Regions from separate parts of the Homo sapiens genome. Here region 2 is linked to region 1. A link is a loop called in an ENCODE intact Hi-C map of the cell type or tissue named here. Cell type or tissue: breast epithelium. All regions are shown on one strand. Links, peaks and the distances in the headings refer to the core of each region. The heading gives the core; the rest is flanking DNA. Region 1 holds the start of CTNNBIP1-AS1 (CTNNBIP1 antisense RNA 1). Region 2 overlaps PIK3CD (phosphatidylinositol-4,5-bisphosphate 3-kinase catalytic subunit delta).

The links. Hi-C counts contacts between places; a loop is a spot of excess contacts. Peaks named below come from ENCODE experiments on the same cell type or tissue, not always from the same donor. Only the 100,000 strongest peaks of a DNase experiment are listed, where the experiment ranks them.
Region 2: a loop joins it to region 1, with 8 times the contacts of the local background. A loop is called at or near these places in 2 of 110 quality-filtered maps.

The regions. Positions count from the first base shown.
Region 1 is chr1:9,843,997-9,852,320 of GRCh38, forward strand. CTNNBIP1 (catenin beta interacting protein 1) reads right to left here. Exons shown (of 6, transcript NM_020248.3): 6 at 4,280-6,780. The coding sequence ends at 6,722. It overlaps CTNNBIP1-AS1 (CTNNBIP1 antisense RNA 1), which reads left to right and starts at 4,322. Exons shown (of 3, transcript NR_199045.1): 1 at 4,322-4,470; 2 at 5,373-5,478; 3 at 5,990-6,158. It overlaps LOC105376717 (a long non-coding RNA gene), which reads left to right and starts at 6,669. Exons shown (of 2, transcript XR_946952.3): 1 at 6,669-7,048. RefSeq lists enhancers at 1-259, 4,321-4,822, 5,957-6,096, 6,177-6,226, 7,262-8,062. In breast epithelium, for the core only: no CTCF peak of the experiment used is centred there; no DNase peak of the experiment used is centred there; H3K4me3 peaks cover 312 bases; H3K27ac peaks cover 2,535 bases.
Region 2 is chr1:9,704,191-9,712,460 of GRCh38, forward strand. PIK3CD (phosphatidylinositol-4,5-bisphosphate 3-kinase catalytic subunit delta) reads left to right here. Exons shown (of 24, transcript NM_005026.5): 3 at 6,234-6,406. The coding sequence starts at 6,266. Among named protein-coding and RNA genes, the nearest start is that of PIK3CD-AS2, 21 kb to the left of the region's middle. RefSeq lists an enhancer at 5,271-5,968 and a silencer at 7,107-7,307. In breast epithelium, for the core only: no CTCF peak of the experiment used is centred there; no DNase peak of the experiment used is centred there.

The DNA.
Region 1 (8,324 bases), core at 199-8,198:
ATGTCAAGTGTTGGGGGTGGCCATGCTCTGTCCTAGGGCTAGAGTAGCCTGGGCATGGAGGCAAAAGAAAGAAAGCAGACCAGACTGTCAGTTTTAGTGTTTTGAAATTCTCTCCAGACAATACACCCCCTTATTGCCTGAACCCCAGGCAGGCTGCTCCCCCGTCCGTGTCCCCCCACCCTTGGCTCACCACTGCCGGTGCCCACCCACTGAATCCAGACAACAGCCAATGAGGCAGTTGCCATGACTGTTCCCACGTTCCAGATTAGGAAACAGGCTCGGAAACATCGAGTGATTTGCCCACGACACAGTCATTGGCAGAGTCTGGATTCGATCCCAGGTCTGCAGTTCCGGAGCTCGGAGCCCAGGCCCTGCCTCCTTGGGCAGGATGTGGGCCTCCCCCCACAGCAGCCACCCTCCCAGCCTCCCCATCTTTGGGGTGAGGGGTGCGGAGTCTTGGGGCCCTGGGGGGCTGGGAAGGCAGGAGGAGGGGCTGGCCGGGAGGGAGGGGTGCTGGGGCCCAAGATGGCTCTGTCTTCCTCCTCCTCTTCCTCCTCCTCCTATTTGCTCTGAGGCAGAGCCGGCTGCAGTGAGAAGGAGCCGCTGGCTGTGATGGGTTTTTTTTAACCACTTGATCATGATCAAGGATTTAATTTTATCCCCTTTCCTGACTGGCTGTGATTCTATTTGGAGTTTAAGCACGAGGCGAGCAGGAGGGTCCCTGGAAAACAAGACTCCCACCCCCAGGCTCTGCCGAGGTCCCTCCCTGCCTGTCCAGCCATGACAGAGTCCACCCTGAGGGGACACCCTTCTCAGCTGGCAGGTTTTGGGGAAGGCGGAGGGGCTCTGCTCCAGTGAGCCCCCGTCCCCGAGGCAAAGCGGCTCAGCAGAGGGAGAGGCTCAGGGCAGGGGCTGGGGAGCTGGAGGCAGCTCTGGCCTTGGCTTCTACAAAGGGATCATCTGGGCTCCTTCATCCTCATCAAAGAAGCATTTTCTAAGCACCTCGCAGGACCTGGGGCTGTGCTCCTCCCCACACCAAAGGCTGCTGACAAGTCCTCGCTCTGTGTGACTTTTGAGTAGAGAGGATGGGGTGGAGAGAACCCACTATGGTGACTTAACAATGACCTTATGTCCTGACCCCCCACTGGTCGCAGGTCACTCTGCTAAGCGTGTCATATGCATCATCTCATTAGTTGTCACCAACAACCTCTGGCCCTGATGCTCTTATTTTTTCCATTTTTTTCAATAAGGTTCATCATTCACCCCAAGTCACACAGCTGCCAAGTGACAGATTCAGTCCTGCCTCCAGTTGGCCTCCACAGTTCCCACTCTAAACCATGATGTCTCCCCAGCCCCCAGCTATGTGGACATAAAGATTTAGGCTGTGGGGTCAAACAGTCCTCGAAGATTTAAAGTGGAAGAGGAACTCTGGCAAAATCAGCTTAGCTTGGAGGTGAAGTGCTAGGTCCGCATGGGAGGCTTCAGACAGACCCAGGGAGCTTCGGGGCAGCCTAGGAACATACCTCGCACGTGACTGAGCATGCGCCTTCACACAGGTACCATCCAGTCAACATTAGCTGTGTTGTTAACACTGGGACACACGGCTGGGCCTGGTGGCTCACGCCTGGCCAACATGGTGAAACCCCATCTCTACTAAAAATACAAAAATTAGCTGGGTGTGGTGGTGGGTGCCTGTAATCCCAGCTACTCAGGAGGCTGAGGCAGGAGAACTGCTTGAACCGAGGAGGTGGAGGTTGCAATGAGCTGAGATCATGCCATTGCACTCCAGCCTGGGTGACAAGAGCAAGACTCTGTCTCAAAAAAAAAAAAAAAAAAAAGACCGAGACATAGGAGACACCTGTCAAAGATGTTTGTGAAGATCCACCTCCTTCCACTGGAAGCAGCATGGTCAAGACCAAGGGTCAGGCAGTGGAAACTCTCAGAGGCTCTGGGTCTGAAGTCACCTCCTCTGGGGTTGCGCAGGGCGGGGCGGGGCTCCCACAGGTGTGCAAACAGGGACGACCACCTGTTGCACACACCCCTAACCTAGGGGCTCTGGAAGAGGAGCAGGGGCAGGGTGGGTAGGGCGTGGCTCGTCCCTGCATCAAGAACGCTCATGACTTCCGTGCTGGCAGGACTGGAAGGCCCTTCTGGGAACCATCTGTGATGGGGAAGTTCCAATGTCAGGGAGAAAAGTGAAAGCAAGACACTAGTTGATATTCAAAAGGCATTTCACTGCCCTTGTCCCTTGAGAAGGACTTTCTTCAAATTAGAAAGTCCTAATAGGACTCGCCCTGCAAGTCCCCCCAAATCTCCTGAACATCAGTTGTTTCCCAGAAGATCAAGTGCTTTCAGTGGACAGTGCAGAGCGGGGAAACGTTTTCTCAGCACAGCCTCAGGTTAGTCGGTTAGTCTGGGTGCATTTTATCCTTCGGGAAATGAAAAGGGTTGGGTGGCCATGGGCAACCCAGAAGAGGGAGGGAGAGAGATAAAGACAGAGAGAGAGAGAGAGAGAAATGAACCTGCCCTGCCCAAGCAAAGGCGGCACCTGGGTGGTGTCAGGGGTCCCCTGGGGCCAGAGTTCCCCCTACCACCAATGGAAGGGATCATATTCCCTGCTAAAAAGACCCTCTTCAAAGGCTGGGGCCCGCCTGGATTCTCAGTGCTGGTATTCACCTGCAGGGACAGGGAGAAGAAGCGCTTCATTCATTCTCAACTGCCCGCCCCCCAAGGCTGGGAAACACCAAGGGCCACAGCCCTCAGCCTCCCCACCCCAGGCTCGGCCTGGCCCCCTGCTGTCTCCGGCAGCTCTGCCTCCTTCCCCGCAGGCTCAGCCTGGCCCCCTGCTGTCTCTGGCTGCAGCAGTCCCAGCGCTGCCTGTTGGGGTCATTACCCCATCCCGTACCTGGGAAGGTGACCCAGGAGGTTGCCTGCTGTGTGGGCTGACGGACCCCGAAAGACCCAAGGCTGTCCCCAGTGTTTTTCCTTTGCCTGCTGAAGTGTCCCCGACTCATTTACGTGGCCTACTTCCCATGACAGTTTAGGCAGCTTAGACAGGTTAGACAGCGCCAGGAGGACGACCCCGCTTGGCTCCGGTTTCCAAGCTCTCTGCTGGGGGCTGGGCAGGTGGGACCAGGGCCAGCCGGTCAGTCCCTTGAACTACTCAGTGGCTCAGCTTAGAAGAGCTGATTAACTACAAGGCTGACAGTGTCACTCAGAGCGCTGGGCAAGGGGTGGAATCTGCACATAATCTACCTACCACGGACCCTTGGATGTGTGTCTCTATGTAACTTCTGGTTAACACAGCAATCTCTGTCTTTCTCTCAATGACTGCAAACTCCTTTCTGGACAAGAAGTTACAGAAAGAGGCAGATCAACTTAATGTAAGGATAAGCATAGGTTACATGAACATGGTCTGGACTAACTTGTGAGGTAGTGAGCTCCCCAACTCGAGAGAGTATTCAAGCAAAGCCTGGACAAGGTCTTTTCAGAAATGTTTCAGAGGGGCTTGTGCATCTAGCTACTGCGTGGGCTGCTACAAGACCCAGTATCTCCCCCAACACAAAGACTTAATGATGTTGGTTGTGCCATTGTACTCATATTCTGTAAACTCCATAGCCTCTAGGACCCAGTGAAATTCTTTGAAAAGGAAATAGAAGCAGTGAGACTATGTAAACAGAAAAAAAAAAAAAAAGACCCAAAAATGGGATTATGAAGGGTGGAAATGAAAATTTCTAGAAAATGCTTCTGAAGCAAAAATTATTGAAGCAGAAATGATTTCAGCTTCCAAACTTGTACATACAGCTAAAAACCAATATATCTTCCACTTCTGGGATGGTGGAAGGGACAGATATTCTGTTTGGGTGTCTGTAACAAGCATTTTAAAACTGGTGCCATCACATCAGGATGTTGGGGTGCCTAGGATGGCGGGGTCCCCACATCCTTACGGAGTGCTTAGTGTCTTTTCATAGGTGTGGAAGACGAGGTTGCCTCTGAAGCTTACTGATCTCAGTTGAATCTGGAATGATGTTTAGAATCTCCAGGTCAAAAAGAAGGTTCAACCTTCTTAACGACCCTTGAGCTGGGCTGGGTAGATCTAGAAATTCTTCCAAACCCTGAGCTCAACTCAGGTCACAGACACTTATCAAACTTGGTGTTGTCCTTCCTGGCTGCGCCTCCCTGGGAAGGAGGGGCCCCCGCAGCAGCAGAGCCCACGTGATGTGGGGAAATCAGTCAGAGCGCCTGATTCCGAGGGAGAAACCAGCTCAGCTCACACACGAACCTATGAAAATTCTTTATTGTTAATTTCTTTCTCCAACAGATATATTTTTAGTTGAAATATGGAGCCACAGCAACACTTTGACTTTTCCTCTTCAGAAGATGAGACAGGCCGGGGTCATCATTGTTACAAAAGCAAGGCCTGTGATCGTGACAAGGACAGGCTGGGGCAGAGACCACACACTCAACCAGGTATCCACCAGGTGTGGGCCCTTTATAGGAGCTACAAAGAGGGGGCAGCCAGCAATGTGGCCTCGACACCTGACTCCAGGCACTCCGACCTGGAGGAGGGAGATGAAAGAACTCACCTTTCCCCAGGGGCTCAGCCAGACCTCCAGGCCCCTGAGCGGGGAGAGTGCGTGTGTGTGCACATGTGTATGAGTGTGCACACGGGTGTGCTCACTCACACAGCACATGCACACATGCGCTGCCCCTCCTGAGATGCTCTCAGGTCCCTGCCAGGGTAGGGTTGTAGCTGTGTTCCCCACAGCTGACTGTCAGCTAACCAGGGCTAGGGGTGAGTGCATGGTGGAGGACACAGGGTCTTAGCCTGATGCTCGAATCCTCCTTCTGGAACAGGCTGATGGTGCCAGAGCACAGCACGAACCACCTACCCACCATGGGGCTCTCCAGGGCTCGGTCATTTGGCTCCTGTGCACTTCATGACACTCAGGAGCCCCTACGGCCCGAGCCCCAAGCCCCGAGAAAGGGGAAAGATTTGGTTCTGAGAGGGTCCCACTGGCCCTGGGCACCTAGGGGCCTCAGCATCTACCAGCATAGGGGAGGGTGGCGGCCCCCTTCCTGAGGACTGCATCTTTCTCCAGCCGCTCTCCCCAGATCCCACACCTGCCAGTGAGCCAGGGAGATAGGAGGACCACCTCCCTCCCAGGGAAGGGGGTGGCAGGTGGAAGGACTTAGGTTTGGTGCAGGAACACTAGACCTGCCCCTCACCCCCTGCCTCCAGGACTGCCATTCTGAACTGCAATTCTGGGCCTGAGTTTGGCTTAAGGGCCAGTCTGAAGGGACTTGCTTGGTGAAGGCCCAGCCAGCTGTCCCAGTGGCATTTCATAAACAAACGATACTGTCCCTTCCAGGCTGACCTGGAGAGAGACCCTTCCAAAGGCAGTGGAGTGGAGGGCATGGGCCTCCGATGAGAGAACTCCAGAGCTGGCCGGGACCTACTGTGCTGGCAGCAGACAGGTAGGAGCCTGGCTGGGGTAGGTCAGGGGTTGGTGTTTAGCTGGAGGTCTCCTGGGCCTTGTGAGCCAAGCTGGGGCTTTTATGTGGGTTCTGGGCTCCCAGAGACCTCCGCCAGATGACCTCCAGAGTCTTTGGGGTCTCACACTGGGAGAAGCTCCTCCCCTTTCCAAGATGACCCCCAAAATGAGGCCTCAGGAAGTGGTACACAGAAGGATGGCCAAGAGGACAGAGCTGGGTAGTACGCCTCTGCTGGGCGCGGCCTGGCCGGTGGGGCCTGGACGGTGCCTCAGCAATCCCTTTCTCACCAAGGGACGCTGGCTGGTTGCCAGCTCATGCAGGCAGTGCACATAAATCCCGCCTAACGGTTACCTCTAGGCCCTGGGCTGCTCGTTCAAGACGACACAAAGCTCCTCAGGGGCCCAACTTTCCAGCTGTGGACCCTGCTCAGGGTTCTCGGGGTCCCCTTGCTGGTGGAGGCAGGTGCACTCATTAAAGCAAATGTACTCTCCAGGTGGACCCTCAGGCCCAGAGCCGGCAGCAGAGGGGGGTGAATCCATGGCAACAGGAGTCACAGGTGAACCAATGGGAAACCAAACACACGCATCGAAAGCCAATCAAACACAAACCCCAAATGTGAAGGCAGCAGCAAGTTCTTTGTGTAATAAATATTGCAAAGCGCACTTGGTTTCTTTCTTTTCAAGTCAAATATAACGACTAATGTCCCAGACCCTGTTTTCTGCATTCAAAATAGGGAAGCTGTTGATATCAGCAGAACACCTGCAGCCAAAGAAAAAAACCGTTTCCCATTAACCAGCCAATCACAGATCCTTTCCAGTTTAAGCAGCCAATCAGACCTCTTCACATTTCTAAAAAAATGACCTAACTAAAGCACCAGAGCTCGGAGAGCTTCCAGGGAAGCCAGATACCGAGGCGCAAATTTTTTAAAAAATAAGAGTCAGAAATAAAAATAAAAGGTTTCTGTTGGTCAAGATTTAAAAAATAAAAAAGTTTCTTCCTGCAGCCAATCACAAGTCCATCCCTTTAAGCCAATTATAAACGCACCACTGGTGTCTCCCTTGATGCCAGCCCCACTGAGTAGCTGTGAGGTGGGGTGGGGCAGGGCAGGGTTGGGTAGGGGAAGGGGGAGGTGGGGCAAGGGGGGCTGCTGCCACTCAGCCGGCCCAGGAGCCACACAGATCTCTTGGCCCTCAACAGCATCCAGGGTGTTCCAAGGGCTTTGCAGCTACTGCCTCCGGTCTTCCGTCTCCGACCTGGAAAACGCCATCACCACGTCCTCTGCACCTGCAGATAAGGCGACAAGGATCGCTGATGGGGCTTGCAGCATTGGCTTGCGAACAGGACAAGCAAGGAGGCTGCGGCCAAGCTGGAGCCCCCGCCCACCAGGATCGCGGCACTCTCTGAGGACAAAGTACTTCCGAGGAAGTCTTCCTCCCCTCTGGTCTTCCCTGCCTCCTGGCTGGGGACAAGGCTTGCAACCCTGCTGTAGGGCTGCAAGGCAGGGCTGCCAGGGTGAGGCTCAGAGGCTTGCTCAAGGCTACACAGCTGACAGGTGAGCCATGACGAGGCCCCAGGTGACCTGGAGCAGGGCTCAGCGCTGCTCACAGCCCTTGCTCCAGAGTTACCAAAGCCAGAGGCGGGGTGGCCCTTGGGAACCTCCCTCTTTCTTCTCAAGACTCGCGTCTTGATGCCTTCGGAGGGTCTGGCTCACTGTGGTTTTAAATAGCCATTCCTCTTTGCAGCAGCTTCTCCTTCACCCAAACCCAACACCTCTTCCAAGAAGTATGGCCGGGCCCACGTCCAGCCTGCTGTCCGCCTGGCTCTGACTGAGACAGATATGCCCACAATCCTTCTTTTTCTTTTTCTTTTTCCTTTTTCTTTCTTTTTTTTGTGTGTGATATGGAGTCTTGCTCTATCACCCAGGCTGGAGTATAGTGGCACAATCTCGGCTCACTGCATCCTCTGCCTCCCGGGTTCAAGCGATCCTCCTGCCTCAGCCTCCTGAGTAGCTGGGATTACAGGTGTGCATCACCACGCCCGGCTAATTTTTTTGTATTTTTAGTAGAGATGAGGTTTCACCATGTTGGTCAGGCTGGTCTCAAACTCCTGACCTCATGATCCACCCACCTCGGCCTCCCAAAGTGCTGGGATTATAGGCAGGAGCCACCGTGCCCAGCCAATCCTTCTTTTTCTTAATCCTGAATTTGAGATTCTGGCCCAGGCACTTGTGAAATCACGTCCTTTGTCTTGTTTTCCAGAGGACAGGCTCTGATGAGTGGCCAGGACAGGCAGTGGCAGGAGGGCAAAGCTCGAAATGCTGACCTGCCACCCACACCCACAACTGCCTGGGGAGTTAGGGGCTGACATGGCCAGGGAGGGGCTGTGGGCCAGGAGGTGACCTGTAGGGCCCCACCTTGACTCCCTGACCCTGTCCTGCTGCTCTCACCCCCTTTGTAAAAGGCCAGATCTTCACTTTGCCCCGAAAAGTACCAGTCTGGCTGCCCATGGTCTTTCTGACATGTTGTCTGTGCTACTGCAGGTATTCTCTCTGGGAGGGGGTGGATCGGAATAGGAGAGACAGGAAAGGCCACCCGAGGGTGGGCCAGTGTGGGGAGTGTGAAGTGAGGCTCCTGGCATGTGAAATGGAGTCAGCAGAGTGAGCCGGCCTCCACTCAGTGAGCCGGGTCTCCCCCACAGCCGGCATGTGCTGACCTCCTTCCAACTGCTCTACCAAGAGAGGGAGGACGCACCCAGCTGTCGGGAGGGCCAGAGATGGAGGGCCCAACTACAAGGATGCAATGCACAAGACACACCTTCCACTTGGCACT
Region 2 (8,270 bases), core at 271-8,270, 140 kb before region 1:
AGTCTGATACTTTCTGTATTAGGAATGAGGTTTTCTGTGAAAGTATTTCCCTACATCCCATTTAGGTAAGGTGTAGTTGAAGACTTCATTTCCAGAGTGCTAAGGGGCAGGAGAGTGAGGGGTGTATTTTCCTGGAACCCAGGCTGTGGGTTGGAGTCCCTGGGAGCTCATGCCTCATGTGCTCATCTTGGGCCTCACCAGACTGAGTGGCCAAAGATACCCCTGACTTTCAAAGCCCATGGTCAAAGCCCATTTCATGTCATAAGTGGATTCTCCAGGATTCCTGACTCTCTCCCAAGTTGTTTTTTTGTTTTGCTTTGTTTTGTTTTGTTTTGTTTTTGAGACAGGGTCTCACTCTATTGCCCAGGCTGGAGTGCAGTGGCACAATCTCAGCTAACTGCAACCTCCACTTCCCTGGCTCAAGCAATCCTCCAGCCTCAGCCTCCCAAGTAGCCGGGACTACAGGCGTGAGCCACCATGACCGGCTAATTTTTGTATTTTGTGTAGAGACAGGGTTTTACCATGTTTCGCAGGCTGGTCACCAATGCCTGAGCTCAAAGTGATCCACTGGCCTCAGCCTCCCAAAGTGCTGGGATTACAGGCGTGAGCCACCACGCCCAGCCGGTCCCCCAAGTTTTGAAACAAAAGGAAGACTTTGGCTTGGCCATTCTCAGCAAGAGGAACCCAAAGTAGGATGTGGTTTTGCAATTGGAGGAAGTGGCGACCAGCAGTGGCAGTGCCTAGAGATGTGCAGCTCTCGCTCCTCAGGGCAGCTGGGGTCCAGCTGACGGTGAGGCCTGGGCCCAGCCGGCGCTGCCACCCAATCAACACCTGCCTTCAACCAAATATTTCTTTTCAACTGTTTTTACAAGTCTTTAAAATCCAAGAGAATGTGATCTTTAAGTAGAGAAGTCTTTGCTTAAAGAATAAAAATCATAAATCATAAAGGCAAAGATTGATAATTTGACCGCATCAACATTAAAAACTTCTACTCACCAGGCTGGGCATGATGGCTCATGCTTGTAATCCCAGCACTTTGGGATACTGAGGCCAGTGGATCACTTGAGCCCAGGAGTTTGGGACCAGTCTCTACTAAAAACATATATTTTTTTAAAGTCTCTATTAAAAATACCAAAAAAAAAAAAAAAAAAGGAAAAAAAAAAGGGTGTAGTGGCATACGCCTGTAGTCCCAGCTACCTGGGAGCCTGAGGTTGGGAGGATCACCTGAGCCTGGGAGGTTGAGGCTGCAGTGAGCTGTGATTGCGCCACTGCACTCCAGCCTGGATGACAGAGTGAGACCCTGTCTCCTAAAACAAAACAAAACAGCAACAACAAAAAACCTTCTACTCACCAAAAAGACACCATAAGCAAAGCAAAAAGATGACTCAGATTAGAAAATATTTCCCGCTCATTCAACCAACAAAGGAATGGAATCTAGAATATATAAAGAAATCCTACAAAGCATTAAAAAAGATTAAGTAACCCCACAGGAAAATGGGCAAAGTTTATAGTAAGTAGGCTATTTGTAGAAAATAAAGGTTTTATGGAAAATCAGGGAAATGCAAATTAAAACGAGATAATTTCATTCACATCAAATTGGCAAAAATGAGTAAATTTGACAATACCAAGTGTTGACCAATATCTGGAGATTGATCTCCATACCACAGTTCTGAGATTGCTGACGGGCACCACCGTCTTGAGGACAGTGTGGTGATATTTAGTAAAGTTAATGGTGTGGTTATACCGATCGTAGGTTATGCCACATGTGTCTCTTGAGCACTTGAAATGTGGACAGTGTGAGGAATGGAATTTTAAAACATTTAATTTAATTTAAAATTGCTGTTGATTCATTTATTGGAATTTTTTTTTTTTTTTTTTTTTTTTGGTAGAGACAGAGTTTTGCCATGTTGCTCAGGCTGGTCTCAAACTCAAGCAATCCACCTGCTTTGGCCTCCCAAAGTGCTGGGATTACAGGCATGAGCCACTGCGACCAGCCTTAAGTGTGTTTAGAACAAACTGGGTCTGGCTAGGAGCTCACACCTGTAATGCCAGCACTTAGAGAGGCCGAGGTGGGAGGATCACTTGAGCCCAGGAGTTCGAGACCAACCTGGGCAACATAGCAAGACCCTGTACCTCAAAAAAAAAAAAAAAAGTTAGCAGGGCATGGTGGCACAAGCCTGTAGTCTCAGCCACTCAGGAGGCTGAGGCTGGAGGATCGCTTGAGCCCAGGAGTTGGAGGGTGCAGTGAGCTATGATTGTGCCACTGTACTCCAGCCTGGGCAACAGAGTAAGACCCTATCTCAACAGAAAAAAACAACAAAAACCTGGGTCTGTGAACCTACTTTTCACCTGTAGATTGGATAAAATCTACATTCAGATCAAGTATTTCTGATGATAATCTAGAAATGAAATTGCAGTACACACTAAATGTAAAACACACACCAGATTTCAAAGATTCGATACCAAAATAAATGTCAAAATATCTCATTAGTAATTTTCTCTATTGATTATGTGTTAAAATGACTATCTTGTGGCTATATTGGGTTAAATAAAATACATAATGAAACTTCATTTTATCTGTGCCTTTTCACTGTTTTTGGCTTTTTTTGATTTCTTTTTTTTTTACTTTTTTCTTTTTTTTTTGAGACATGATTTTGCTGTATTGCCAAGCTGGTGTGTAGTGATCCATCATAGCATCTCAAACTCCCAGGCTCAAGTGATCCTTCCACCTCAGCTTCCAAGTAGCTGCGACTACAGGCACGCTCCACCATGCTTGGCTAATTTTTAATTTTTTTTTTTTTTTGTAGAGATGGGCTCTCACTATGTTGCCCAGGCTGGTCTCTAACTCCTGGCCTCAAGTGATCCTCCTACCTTGGCCTCCTAAAGCACTGGGATTACAGGCATGAGCCACCATGAGCCCAGCCTTTTCACACTTTTTAAAGTGGCTTCTGGTAACCTGGACGTTACCTATGTGGTTCCCGTTGCCTTTCTCTTGGGCAACACTCAGCACTCTCCGATGAGCACAAGGGGATGGATTCAAGAACATACATTGTAGCATCATTAAAAGTAACTAAGAAAAGTAGAAACCAGCCTTCATCTTCATCAACAAGAGAGAGGGTAAATTGTGGTTTCTTTTTTTTTTTTTTTCCTTGAGTGTTACATTTTTCTTTTTTTTAATTTAACTTTTATTTTAAGTTCAGGGGTACGTTGCAGGTTTGTTATATAGGTAAACTTGTGTCGTGGGGGTTTGTCATACAGATTATGTCGTCACCCAGGTATTAAGCCTAGTACCCATGAGTTATTCTTCCTCATCCTCTCCCGACTCCCACCCTCCACCCTCAGGCCCCCGTGTGTGCTGTTCCCCTCTGTGTGTCCATGTGTTCTTATTTAGCTCCCACTTATAGGTGAGAACATATGGTGTTTGGTTTTCTTTTCCTACATTAGTTTGCTGAGGATAATGGCCTCCAGCTCCATCCATGTTCTTGCAAAGGACATGATCTCTTCTAATTGTGGCTTCTTTACACAATGAAATATTGTGCAAGAGATAAAACGAATGAACTAAAGCCATGTGTGTATTCGCCTGGGTAAATTTTTTTTTTTTATAATTTTGTTTTTTTTTTTGAGATGGAGTCTCAGTCTGTCGCCCAGGCTAGAGTACAGTGGCGCGATCTCGGCTCACTGCAAGCTCTGCCTCCTGGGTTCATGCCATTCTCCTGCCTCAGCCTCCCAAGTAGCTGGGACTATGGGTGCCCGCCACCACGCCCAGCTAATTTTTTTGTATTTTTAGTAGAGAAGGGGTTTCACTGTGTTAGCCAGGATGGTCTCGATCTCCTGACCTCGTGATCCACTCGCCTCGGCCTCCCAAAGTGCTGAGATTACAGGCGTGAGCCACCGCGCCTGGTCCCGCCTGGGTAAATCTAAAGAACAGCACAATGAGTGACCAAAGCAGGTCGCAGAAGACTCCGTGTGTACATACAGGCTTTTTGTTTGTTTGTTTGTTTGTTTGTTTGTTTGAGACAGTCTCACTCTGTCATCCAGGCTGGAGTGCAGTGGCGCAATCTGCTCACTGCAACCTCTGCCTCCTGGGTTCAAGCGATTCTCATGCCTCAGCCTCCCGAGTAGCTGGAATTACAGGCATGAATCACCACACCCAGCTAATTTTTGTATTTTTAGTGGAGACAGGATTTTGCCATGTTGGCCAGGCTGGTCTCGAACTCCTGGCCTCAAGTCATCTGCCTGTGTCGCCTCCCAAAGTGCTGGGACTGCAGGTGTAAGCCACCATGCCTGACCATGCGCAGATTTAAAGCACGCACTAGTACCAGGAATTGGATGTGGATACATGTTGGTATAATAAAAATATAAAAACATGCATGGACGTCGGGCCCAGTGGCTCATTCCTGTCATCCCAGCACTTTGGGAGCCCAAGGCAGGTGGATCACTTGAGGTCAGGAGTTCGAGACCAACCTGGCCAACATGGTGAAACCCCCATCTCTACTAAAAATACAAAAATTAGTTGGACGTGGTGGCAGGCGCCTGTAATCCCAGCTACTCGGGAGGCTGAGGCAGGAGAATCGCTTGAGCCCAAGAGCTGAGATTGCACCACTGCACTCCAGCCTGGGCTACAGAGTAAGACTCTGTTTCAAAAAAATAAAACAAAACAAAAAACATGTATGGAAATGATAAACAACCAGACTCCAGGTACTGCTAACCTGTAGTGGAGTAGGCTAGAGGCGGGGAAGGGAGAAGGGGACCTGGAAGAGGGGGAACACCAGGTCCTTTGTGTTTGTAACATTTTGTTACTAGGGGTGGGTATGACTGGAGGGTTTGGTATGATTCAAATTTTTTCTTTTTTTTTTGAGACGGAGTTTCGCTCTTGTTACCCAGGCTGGAGTGCAGTGGTGCGATCTCGGCTCACTGCAACCTCCAACTCCTGGGTTCAAGCGATTCTCCTGTGTCAGCCTCCTGGGTAGCTGGGATTACAGGCATGTGCCACCATGCCCGGCTAATTTTTATATTTTTAGTAGAGACAGGGTTTCATCTAGCTCAGTTCATCATATTGGTCAGGCTGGTCTTGAACTCCTAACCTCAGGTGATCTGCCTGCCTGGGCCTCCCAAAGTGCTGGGATTACAGATGTGAGCCACTGCACCCGGCCTGACTGGAATATTTTAACAAATTATTGGATGACCAAAGCCATTTTTAAGCCTTTTGGTTTCTAGTCAGAAAGTTTCAGAGAGGCTGGATATGGTGGCTCATGTCTGTAATCCCAGCACTTTGGGAGGCCAGAGTGAGAAGATCCCTTGAACCCAGGAGGTCAAGACCAGCCTGGGCAATATAGTGAGACTGTCTCTACAAAAAATTAAAAAATTAGCCAGGTGTAGTGGTGTGCACCTGTAGGCCCAGCTACTTGGGAGGGTGAGATGGGAACATCGCTTGAACCTAGGAATTTGTGTTACAGTGAGCTATGATGGCACCACTGTACTCCAGCTGGGGCAACAGAGTGAGACCCTGTTTCAAAAAAAAAAATCTATTTCACAGCTGGGTATGGTGGCTCATGCCTGTGATCCCAGAACTTTGGGAGGCCGAGGTGGGCGGATCACTTGAAGTTAGGAGTTCAAGACCAGTCTGGCCAACATGGTGAAACCCTCTCTCTACAAAAGTACAAAAATTAGCCAGATGTGGTAACGCATGCCTGTAATTCCAGCTATTTGGGAGGCTGAGGCAGGAGAATCTCTTGAACCCAAGAGGCGGAGATTGCAGTGAGCCGAGGTGGTGCCACTGCACTCCAGCCTGGGTGACAGAGCAAGACTCCGGCTCAAAAAAAAAAAAAGAATGTATTTCAAAGAACTGCAGCCTTCGGCCTCTCAGGTCTCAGGGCACCTGACCAGCTGTCCTGCCATCTCCCTTCTGTGCCAGCTGGTGGCCATGACTGGCTTTCGTGGATGTGTATGTTCCTGAGGAAAGATGATTTGCTGTGCGTGCTCCTGTGGGGAGGACATGCAGTGTCTGCCTGGGAGAAGAGGCAGCTGAGGCCGTGGCCCGGAGTAGTAGGAGCCACAAGCCACCCTGGGCAGGACGAGGCCCTGAGGGAGGTGAGCTTTTTGTACCCGCAGGTCGGGAACTCACTCCTGAGCTTCCTGCTGTCCAAGGACCCCACTGTTTTCCAGGGAGTCCCTTCCAAAGGTCTCACCCAGCTCAGCTGAGGTAACTCATTTTGCCATTTCTTCATTTTTAGGACAACTGTCATCTGGGAAGTAACAACGCAGGATGCCCCCTGGGGTGGACTGCCCCATGGAATTCTGGACCAAGGAGGAGAATCAGAGCGTTGTGGTTGACTTCCTGCTGCCCACAGGGGTCTACCTGAACTTCCCTGTGTCCCGCAATGCCAACCTCAGCACCATCAAGCAGGTATGGCCTCCATCCGGTCCTCAGACCTTGGTGCTCAGAGAGAGAGAGAGAGAGAGAGACACAGATAGACAGACAGACAGACAGACAGATGGACAGGTGGACAGACGGACAGACAGATGGACAGATGCACTGCTTTTCAGACTTGGGATCCTCAGATGAGAATTTTAAAAGATAAATAATGGTTTGTTTGTTTGTTTGTTTGTTTTGAGACGGAGTTTCGCTCTTATTGCCCAGGCTGGTGTGCAATGGCGCAATCTCGGCTCACTGCAACCTCCAACTCCCGGGTTCAAGAGATTCTTCCGCCTCAGCCTCCTGAGTAGCTGGGATTACAGGCATGCACCATCACGCCCAACTAATTTTGTATTTTTAGTAGAGACGGGGTTTCTCCATGTTGGTCAGGCTGGTCTCAAACTCCCGACCTCAGGTGATCCACCTGCCTCGGCCTCCCAAAGTGCTGAGATTCCAGGCGTGAGCCACTGCATCCAGCCGATAATGGTTTTTTTGGTTTTTGTTTTTTGAGACAATCTCGCTCTGTCACCTAGGCTGGAGTGCAGTGGCATGATCTCAGGTGACTACAACCTCTGCCTCCCAGGCTCAAGCAGTTCTCGTGCCTCAGCCTCCTGAGTAGCTGGGACTATAGGCGTGCACCACCACACCTGGCTAATTTTTGTGTTTTTTAGTAGAGATGGGGTTATGCCATGTTGGCCTGGCTGGTCTTGAACTCCTGAGCTCAAGTGATCCACCCGCTTCGGCCTCTTAAAGTGTTGGAATTACAGGTGTGAGTCACCGCGCCCGACCCAAAAGATAAATCACGTCCATGAGTTGTTGAAAGACTTGTGGTTGCGTCCAATTATTCCAATTTCAGCTTTCCCCATTTCACAGTGTATGTTTCCCTCTACTCAGTTATCCAATTATTCATGACTAGATGAGATTAGGGGCTGCCTCCCACGGTGGGCTTTCATCCTATTCATGACTGTGTCATCATTTTTTTTTTTGAGATGGGGTCTCACTCTGTTGCCCAGCCTGGAGTGCAGTAGTGCGATCACAGCTCACTGCAGCCTCAATCTCCCCAGGCTTAGGTGAGCCTCTTACCTCAGCCTCCTGAGTAGCTGGGACTACAGGCACGTGCCATCAAGCCCAACTAATTTTTCGTGTCTGTATTTTTTGTGGAGATGGGGTTTCACCATGTTGCCCAGGCTAGAATGTGCCTTTCATTTTTGAAACCACACTCCATCCATGGCTGCCTAAGTGGTTTACAGGTCTTTTGTCTTTAAAGCTGTTGCCATAGTAAACAACATCTCTTTTTCTTTTTTTTTTTGAGATGGAGTCCCGCTCTGTCGCCCAGGCTGGAGTGCAGTGGCGCCATCTCGGCTCGCTGCAAGCTCCACCTCCCAGGTTCACACCATTCTCCTGCCTCAGCCTCCCGAGTAGCTGGGACTACAGGCGCCCACCACCACGCCCGGCTAATTTTTTGTAAACAGCATCTTTGGAAAGAGATTTTGGTTTGTTGAATAATATTCAGGATGGACTACTGAGTCAAAGGATTAAATATGTAGACAATATTTGGTGGATATTGTCTTGTGACCTTCTAAAGGGCTTGTGCCCCTTACTAAGCATGGGACTTGAGGGATCATGCCTTGGGCTGTGGGAGGGCAGGACCTTATCCCAGAATTTTATTTTATTTTTATTTATTTTTATTTTTTGAGACAGGGTTCACTCTGTTGCCCAAGCTGGAGTGCAGTGGTGTGATCTTGGCTCACTGCAACCTCCGCCTCCCAGGTTCAAGCAATTCTCCTGCCTCATCTTCCCAAGTAGCTGGGACTACAGGCACGTGCCACCACGCCCGGCTAATTTTTGTATTTTT